3 separate regions of the Mus musculus genome follow, and regions 2 and 3 are each linked to region 1. Evidence: chromatin loops called from intact Hi-C (ENCODE). Cell type or tissue: left cerebral cortex. All regions are shown on one strand.

Region 1 (2,500 bases):
TCTCTCTCTCTCCTTCCTTCCTTCCTTCCTTCCTTCCTTCCTTCCTTCCTTCCTTTCTTCTCCTCCTCCTCCCCCCTCACCCCCCTCCTCTAAATCATCAGGTCTAACTAGAAAAGAAAACGCATTTGAATTTTTTTTTTTTTTGGAACCTTAACTATAGAAATCACTATGGCTTCCAATAAAACTTTTAAACAAATGGAATGAAGCTAAGCCGTCTCATGAATAATAAAATCCAGCCTCCCTGACAGAGTTTGAATACCAGAGAGGGGGTTTTAGGCAATAGCTTTTATAGGCAGACGTCTCCAGGTCTGCAGGCCATTATAACCGGTCATTCTTTACGTGTGTATGCAAGACTTTCAGGATGTGAAGGGAAATTCAAGCCATATCTCGATATTGTATATTTGGAAGCCTTTATGTAAAGGCAGCCAGGGTGCATTTTCAAGTGGAGAGGCCTGTCTCTAGCCCTCAAAAAGGTTAGGAAGGGTTGAAGCCACCCGGAAGCTAGTGCGTAGTGCTATCCTAGCTGCCAGGGCCTTGGGCACTCCTACTCTTCTTTCTTTCTTTCTTTCTTTCTTTCTTTCTTTCTTTCTTTCTTTCTTTCTTTCTTTCTTTCTTTCTTTCTTCTTTTTCATCAGAGCACCAGAGCTCCTTCGCCCACCCCATCTGGCTGCTTCCTTTTTTTCCATCTTCGATTTCTCTCATAAGTGGTCAAAATGGGAAACGGAACTATCTATTTGATGCTTGATGTAGTGCTCAAAAAGGTAATTTTTCCCTTTAATTTTTATTTATTTATTTTTATTAAGGGCTTAAAATATATTCTCCAACAAGGTTCTTCACCGGTTCATGCAGTGACCCCCGAGTCTTCTTGAAAAGCAAACCGCTCCCACCCCGCTTGTCATTTGCTACAGTGCTGAGGCCAGGGGGTCTGCGGCAGGGCGAGCCAGGGCTGGGCATTTGCACGGTGCGCAGCGGCGGGGCTGCCCAGCAGGGGAAGCCCGTCCCGGAGCGCGCGGGGCGCTGGCGGCTGCCGGAGGCGGTGGCTGGGACGCGGCGCGGCTGCCGCAGGGGAGCGGCGGCGGCGGGCGCGAGGGGCGGGGCGCACTCCGCAACTTCGGCCACGGCGGCCGGGCGCTCTCGGCCCCGGCGCGCGTCGCTGCGGGGCTGCGGTGCGGCCAGCCCGGCCGGGCTCGGCTCGCCACCCTGCGCCTCCCCCGTGCCCGTCGGGGACCGCTGGCGCCTCCCGCGGGGAGTCCTCGCCCACGCGTCACCCGCAGCGTCTGGGGGACCCTGGGACGTGCGGGGTCGCGAGGCCGAGCCGGGCGCCCCCCAGTGGCCAGCGCCGGACCCCATGGCTGGGCCGCGCGGAGCCGAGCGGGCAAGGTGAATCCAGCCCTGGGGCCGGCTGCCGGAGCGCTTGGCGGGGGCGCCGGCTCCATGGGCAGCGGCGCTCGGCACGATGATGGACGTTAACAGCAGCGGCCGCCCCGACCTCTACGGCCATCTCCGCTCTCTCATCCTGCCGGAGGTGGGGCGCAGGCTGCAGGACCTGAGCCCCGACGGTGGCGCCCACTCGGTGGTGAGCTCCTGGATGCCGCACCTGCTGAGCGGCTTCCCAGAGGTGACAGCTAGCCCGGCGCCCACCTGGGACGCGCCCCCGGACAATGTCTCCGGCTGCGGGGAGCAGATCAACTATGGCAGAGTCGAGAAAGTTGTGATCGGCTCCATCCTGACGCTCATCACGCTGCTGACGATCGCGGGCAACTGCCTGGTGGTGATCTCGGTGTGCTTTGTCAAGAAGCTCCGCCAGCCCTCCAACTACCTGATTGTGTCCCTGGCGCTGGCTGACCTCTCGGTGGCCGTGGCGGTCATGCCTTTCGTTAGTGTCACGGACCTCATCGGGGGCAAGTGGATCTTCGGCCACTTCTTCTGCAACGTCTTCATCGCCATGGACGTCATGTGCTGCACGGCCTCGATCATGACCCTGTGCGTGATCAGCATCGACAGGTAAGGGACAGGCCGCCCCGTCCCAGGCTCTGCTGGAGATGTGCAGGGCGCTGAGCTCGTGCCAGCCTTTTCTGGGAGGATCGATCCAGCTAGACTTCACGGCGGGAATAAGGGCTGAGCTTAAAAATACAACCCCGCACCCATCACCCCTACACCAACCAAGCAACTTCAAGCACAGGCTAAAGACAAACAAACCTTTAAAAGAAACGTTGAAATGTTTCCGGTTTAGTGTAGTGATGGTTCTAAGACCAGAGTTTTAAAAGTACTAGCAATTCCACCAGGGGGGTCCCTTTGTTTGTTTCTTTTTGGGGGGAAGTGTGTGTGAGAAATTGGTCTGATGCTCCTAGCTTGACAAACCATTGCTGTGATCCATACGGTCATTTCTCTCTTTAAGTCATCAGTCAGAAAGACACGGTGCTTCCCAGATTTTAGGAGCTACTCTGAGGATGAAGAAAGGCCCTTGAATGGTCCTAGTATTGGGCTCTTAAATGCCGCA
Region 2 (2,500 bases), 930 kb after region 1:
TTGGGGATTATTTTTTTTTTCTCATAGTGTCTGGGAGCTTGCCCTATCTGAATCATTTCCGTGAGTAATAGTTAGTTCCCTTTTCAATATGCTTTGTAAAATAAAGAAAATGAAACGCAATTCCCTGCACTTAGGAGGAAAACAGCTATGCATGTCGACTGTAGTAGGCTTCTTACTCATTCTGGAAAAGATCGGGGTTAAGGGCGAGCAGCAGGCCAGGGCCCAAAGCTGCACTTCACAGGGTTCTGTTTACTTCGGTTGTCATAGGAGCAGGACCCATCTTTACTCCCACGAAGGAAGGCAGACAGTCTCCCCAGATTCCAATGTTTCATTTCTGACTCGTAGAAGTCTCTGCTTTATTTTTAAACTTGACTTTTTCTTTTACTTCTTTCGATATTTTTATTTGAATTTCACATCTTCATGTGTTTGGCACAGATAAGATCCTCATATGAGCAGAACACGGTATGCTAGTTGCAAATTCCTTTCAATGACTCCCAGCAGGATCCATTTACTTGCTATAATTTATTGGATATTTTATCATTGTATAACCAACATTTGTTGAGTATATACCACATTGTGGATACCATAGCTAGTTTAGCCATCTGCAGGAAACGTTTGTTTCCTTTGTAGAGTCCATGGTTAAAGTATAATGGGGTGAATTTGACAACTCATCCTATATTAAGACACTCAACCCCTCCAAATTTCCTTAACAGCTAAGTTATTCTTTTCTAATAGATCTTTCACACATCTTTGATAACAGTCATGAAATAATACCTTGATAACCTACAAGGTAAGACATAATTTTCACATCTATCGCGCTGTCAATAAGGACAGTATTTATATTTGTATTTTGTTGTTTATTTATTGCATTCCACAGATGTCACAACAGCCTCTTTCCCTCAATGCAGCATCTCTAAGCATGGTGGGGAACAGTTTCCTGTTGGTGCACCGGGCTCTTTATGAATTTATCCATTTCACACTGAGAACTATCTAATTGTCTTTAGCTTCCATCTAAGGCAGTCCAATGGCCTTGCCTCTGAGTCACTGTGGAGTTTGGCCTGGTGATCCCTTCAGTACAGTAGACTGGAGATACAGAACTGACATCCTTCCCAGTGTTTTGCAAGCTTTGGGTGGCTCGTGTGGCTGTAGAGTTAACGGTGCCATCCAGAACACTCAGCAATATTTTCCCATTTAGAGGAAGAGCAAAAGGAGGAGGGAACTTAATGGAAATATAGCTGAACCAAATAGGATCTGTTCCAGCATTTTTCAATACAAAATAATGCAAACCTCTTAGCCATTAAGTCGCAGCTTAAGACAAAGTGCTTGAAATTACCTGTCATCACAGATTTTTTTACTGGTAGAAAGAAAAGCCCTCACGGTGTATTTTCAACTAACCGTATTGCCACCTAGTGGCCATTGAGGAAAATTAGTATCAGAAAATTGGAAGCAACTTTAGAAATGAAGACATTAGTAATACTGACAATAACTGCTAAGACTTACTGGATGTCTACAGTGTTCCTTGACTCTGTGCTCAAAACTGTATGTGTACTATCTAATTTATTCTCTTGACCATCCCCATTCCGTGGATGAACAAAAGAGGACTTTACAGGTTAGTTAGCATGTCATCTTTACACATCTACATAGCTAGCTACATAGATTCATAGTCAAGTCTACTGCATTTATTGAACGCTGTCGATGGTTGCAAAAAACGTCAGCTTAGACTAAAAGAACACGGTCGATAAACTGAAGCAAATTCACCCCCAAATGTTAGCATTTAAAGGAAATCACAACCTGCACTTTTCCACATAGGAAATAACCCACAACACATTCTAATCCTCTCCCAACTGATTTTCAATTGTGTAGTAATTAAAAAAAAGAAAACACATCTGGCATCTCTGAAACAGAATGGGTTCATTCGTTCATACAACAAGCTAAGCTTGGAAGATTGCTCTGTCATCAAGGTGCTTGGCGCAGTCATCAGCACCTGAGCTCAGATGCACTACACTCAAGCTACTGCGTATTCGTCTGAAATCCCAACACTGGGGAGGTGGAGGCTGGAAGATCCCAAGAGCTTTCCAGGCATGCCAATGTATTCAAAGAGGCAAGCTTCAGGCTCAATGATAGACCTTGTCTCAAAAGACAGATAGAGGGGGATAGACAGATGGCTGAGACCTCAAGAGTGAGGAACTGCTCTCATAGAAGTCTGGATTTGGATTCTAAGCACCCACACAGTACAAATAAACTGCAACTAAAGACTCCAGCAGGTCTCCGGCCTCATTGGCACCTGCACGCACATGTGCATGCCCGTACACACGTATAATTAAAAACACAAATAAATATTTTTTAAAGTAAGAGAGAAAATATTCAAGAAAGACACTCAACATCACCCTTGCCTATCCAAAGACATACACAGGAAGTGCATGTACACACACACACACACACACACACACACACAGAGAGAGAGAGAGAGAGAGAGAGAGAGAGAGAGAGAGAGAGTTAC
Region 3 (2,500 bases), 560 kb after region 1:
ATAATAATTTAGACAAAGTAACTAATACTGGAGATAAAGAAATTCAACTACAAATAGGAAGCTTTGTAATAAACACAAAAGTAATGGAAAAGAATAAATTTAGGCATTATAACTCAAGAACACATTTTTGAATTAACAATAAAAGTTTCATGAACTTTGGTTATGAAGAACTTATTCTGTACATTAGATTTCAGCCTAGTACAATGAATAGCATGATATAGTAAAATATTTTAAGTATCTAGGTAAAAAAATCTAGGTATCTAAGGTTGAATCCTGCTCTTATAAATGACATAATTTCAGTTCCCAGTACACATATTGGGCAACTCCTAACTATCTGTAATTCAGTTCCAGGGAATCCAATGTCCCCTTCTGGCTTCCAGAGAACCTGCACTTCTTTGTGCATGAGCCCCCCTATACTATACACAAGATTTAAAATTAAATAGATCTTACATCAGGAAAAGTTCTCTTGTGATATGCTAGAACAAAACATATCAATGTATTTATGATAGTTAAGGACATATTTCATTCTATTTACTTTCAAATGCTTATGGCACAGATTTTATCAGCAAGCAATAATTCACAGGATATCACTGATATATTCTCTCTCTGATGACTTAAACACACTTCAGACAATTAGTTCTGATAGGACCAATGGCAGACATGAAACATACACAAGTGATAGTGACAACAAACAAAAGGGAAAGTAGATAGAAAACTCAAAACATTTACCCCATTTGTACAGAACTTTTCTTTTCTGCAGATCCACGCTATATAATTTAAGAGCTTTATTATATCGCTTTCTATTTGACTGTTGTTACCATGTGAAATTCAGGGACATGAACCTTTATAAACCAGCAGTGTAGTCCCAACATCCAGAACACCTAAGGATCTCAAACTCTGTAGCATGAGCTGCTGAACATCATTGGGCCATGGAGAATGAAGTTATGTACTTACACAGATTAGATTATTTGAACTAATTCAAACACCAATTGGCTCATCGAGTAAAAAAAAAAAAAAAAAAAAAAAAAACATTTCTAATTCAAATGAAAAGAGCTAGAGACACTTTCAGTTCACTTTCTTTAAAAAACAAAGAAGAGCCCGATGGTGTGTATCCCCTTCTCAGTGCCACAGGTATAATTAAGAGAGTATTAAGAAAGTAGAATGAAGTCTTAGATTTTAGATACTGGGCAGATAACAAAAGCAAACTGGAAAAAAATATGTGTATATACAACTTTGAGCAATCATGTATCACAGCAGGAACAAATGTACAAGTTTATTCTACACTGCTCCTAGGAAATCATTTTTAAGATGCTGCTCTCTAAAGGACTTATTTGGAAAAGCAGTGGGAAAAAATCATTTGAAATTTGTACTGCTAAACATGTTCTACTTCTGCAATATAGTTTACAGGATTTGTTTTGTAAAGTGTGCCTCCAACTGAAAGATAACTTATGCTCTTCGGGCGAAAAGGATCCAGTGCATAGTACTCAAAGCTGGGTTTCTTTTTTATAAGATTATAAAAGGATATTCTCATCCCTTATGTCAGAGATCTGAATAGTTTCCTGTGTAGGTACATCTTACATTTTTCTTTTCCTTCCTTTTTTTTCTAGAAGTGAAAAAAATTCTTTTATCAACAGTATCATAAGCACAAACATATGTATAATTCACAAATGCCTAGAAGTTTTAACAATTAAATTTAAACAATTGTTATTTCAAATATTTGAAAAATGTTTCCAAAGATGGAAAATCAATAAAACTGTGTAATATTTATATTGAAATAGATATAGCATTGAAACTTACATTGATAAGCTTCTAAGAACATAAAACCAAAGGAAATAGAACTAAATATTCTCAATGATCAACAGTTGTGTGCATACTACAGCACTAGAATGAGAAATTCATGAATCAGGACTACAAATACCGATAGAGTTAATTTGTTTTTAATATATGTGTGTATATGTGTGTGTCTGTTTGTGTGTGTATGTATGTGTGTATATGAATGCACATATATATCAAAACCTCTATGTGAAAACTTTTAAACTTATTCAAGATAATTCTCCATGTTTCTCTACCCTCTTATTTCTGATGGCATCTTGCAATAGAGACTACAGTTTTTAACATGGTTTTTATTACATTTATATTCTGTGTGTGTGTGTGTGTGTGTGTGTGTGTGTGTGTGTTCGTGCGTGTGCGTGTGCCCGTGTGCGCACAAGGCATGCATCTGCCAAAGGCATACGTGTGGAGGTGAGAAGAGAAGTGAGAAGAGAACTTGTTGGGGTTTGTTCTCCCGCTCCATCATGAGGAGCTTGGGGGCTGAATACAGGCTGTCAGAGTCAGCAGCAATGCCTTCACCTGCTGAGCTGTCTTTTTGGCTCAAGGACAGACAGAATTAACAGGTTCAAATTCTAGTTCTGATTGGAGTCTACCTCTGGGGAGTACTGGCATGAAATGTGTATTTATTTTTCTTGGCTCTCTTCCCTAAAGGTTGTCTTGAGCTGGCTGT

The links. A loop is a pair of places that touch in the nucleus more often than their neighbours do. Peaks named below come from ENCODE experiments on the same cell type or tissue, not always from the same donor. Only the 100,000 strongest peaks of a DNase experiment are listed, where the experiment ranks them.
Region 2: a loop joins it to region 1, with 5 times the contacts of the local background. A loop is called at or near these places in 10 of 42 quality-filtered maps.
Region 3: a loop joins it to region 1, with 4 times the contacts of the local background. A loop is called at or near these places in 6 of 42 quality-filtered maps.

The regions. Positions count from the first base shown.
Region 1 is chr19:36,056,210-36,058,709 of GRCm38, reverse strand. It overlaps Htr7 (5-hydroxytryptamine (serotonin) receptor 7), which reads left to right and starts at 1,350. Exons shown (of 3, transcript NM_008315.3): 1 at 1,350-2,004. The coding sequence starts at 1,457. In left cerebral cortex, a CTCF peak has its summit at 1,351 (motif pointing left); DNase peaks (open chromatin) are centred at 1,395, 1,576, 1,713, 2,361 and 1 more place; H3K4me3 peaks cover 1,821 bases.
Region 2 is chr19:35,124,407-35,126,906 of GRCm38, reverse strand. No RefSeq gene overlaps it. Among named protein-coding and RNA genes, the nearest start is that of Gm31568, 26 kb to the left of the region's middle. In left cerebral cortex, a CTCF peak has its summit at 1,411 (motif pointing left); DNase peaks (open chromatin) are centred at 325 and 1,327; H3K4me3 peaks cover 280 bases.
Region 3 is chr19:35,495,418-35,497,917 of GRCm38, reverse strand. No RefSeq gene overlaps it. Among named protein-coding and RNA genes, the nearest start is that of Gm25611, 260 kb to the left of the region's middle. In left cerebral cortex, a CTCF peak has its summit at 1,319; no DNase peak of the experiment used is centred here.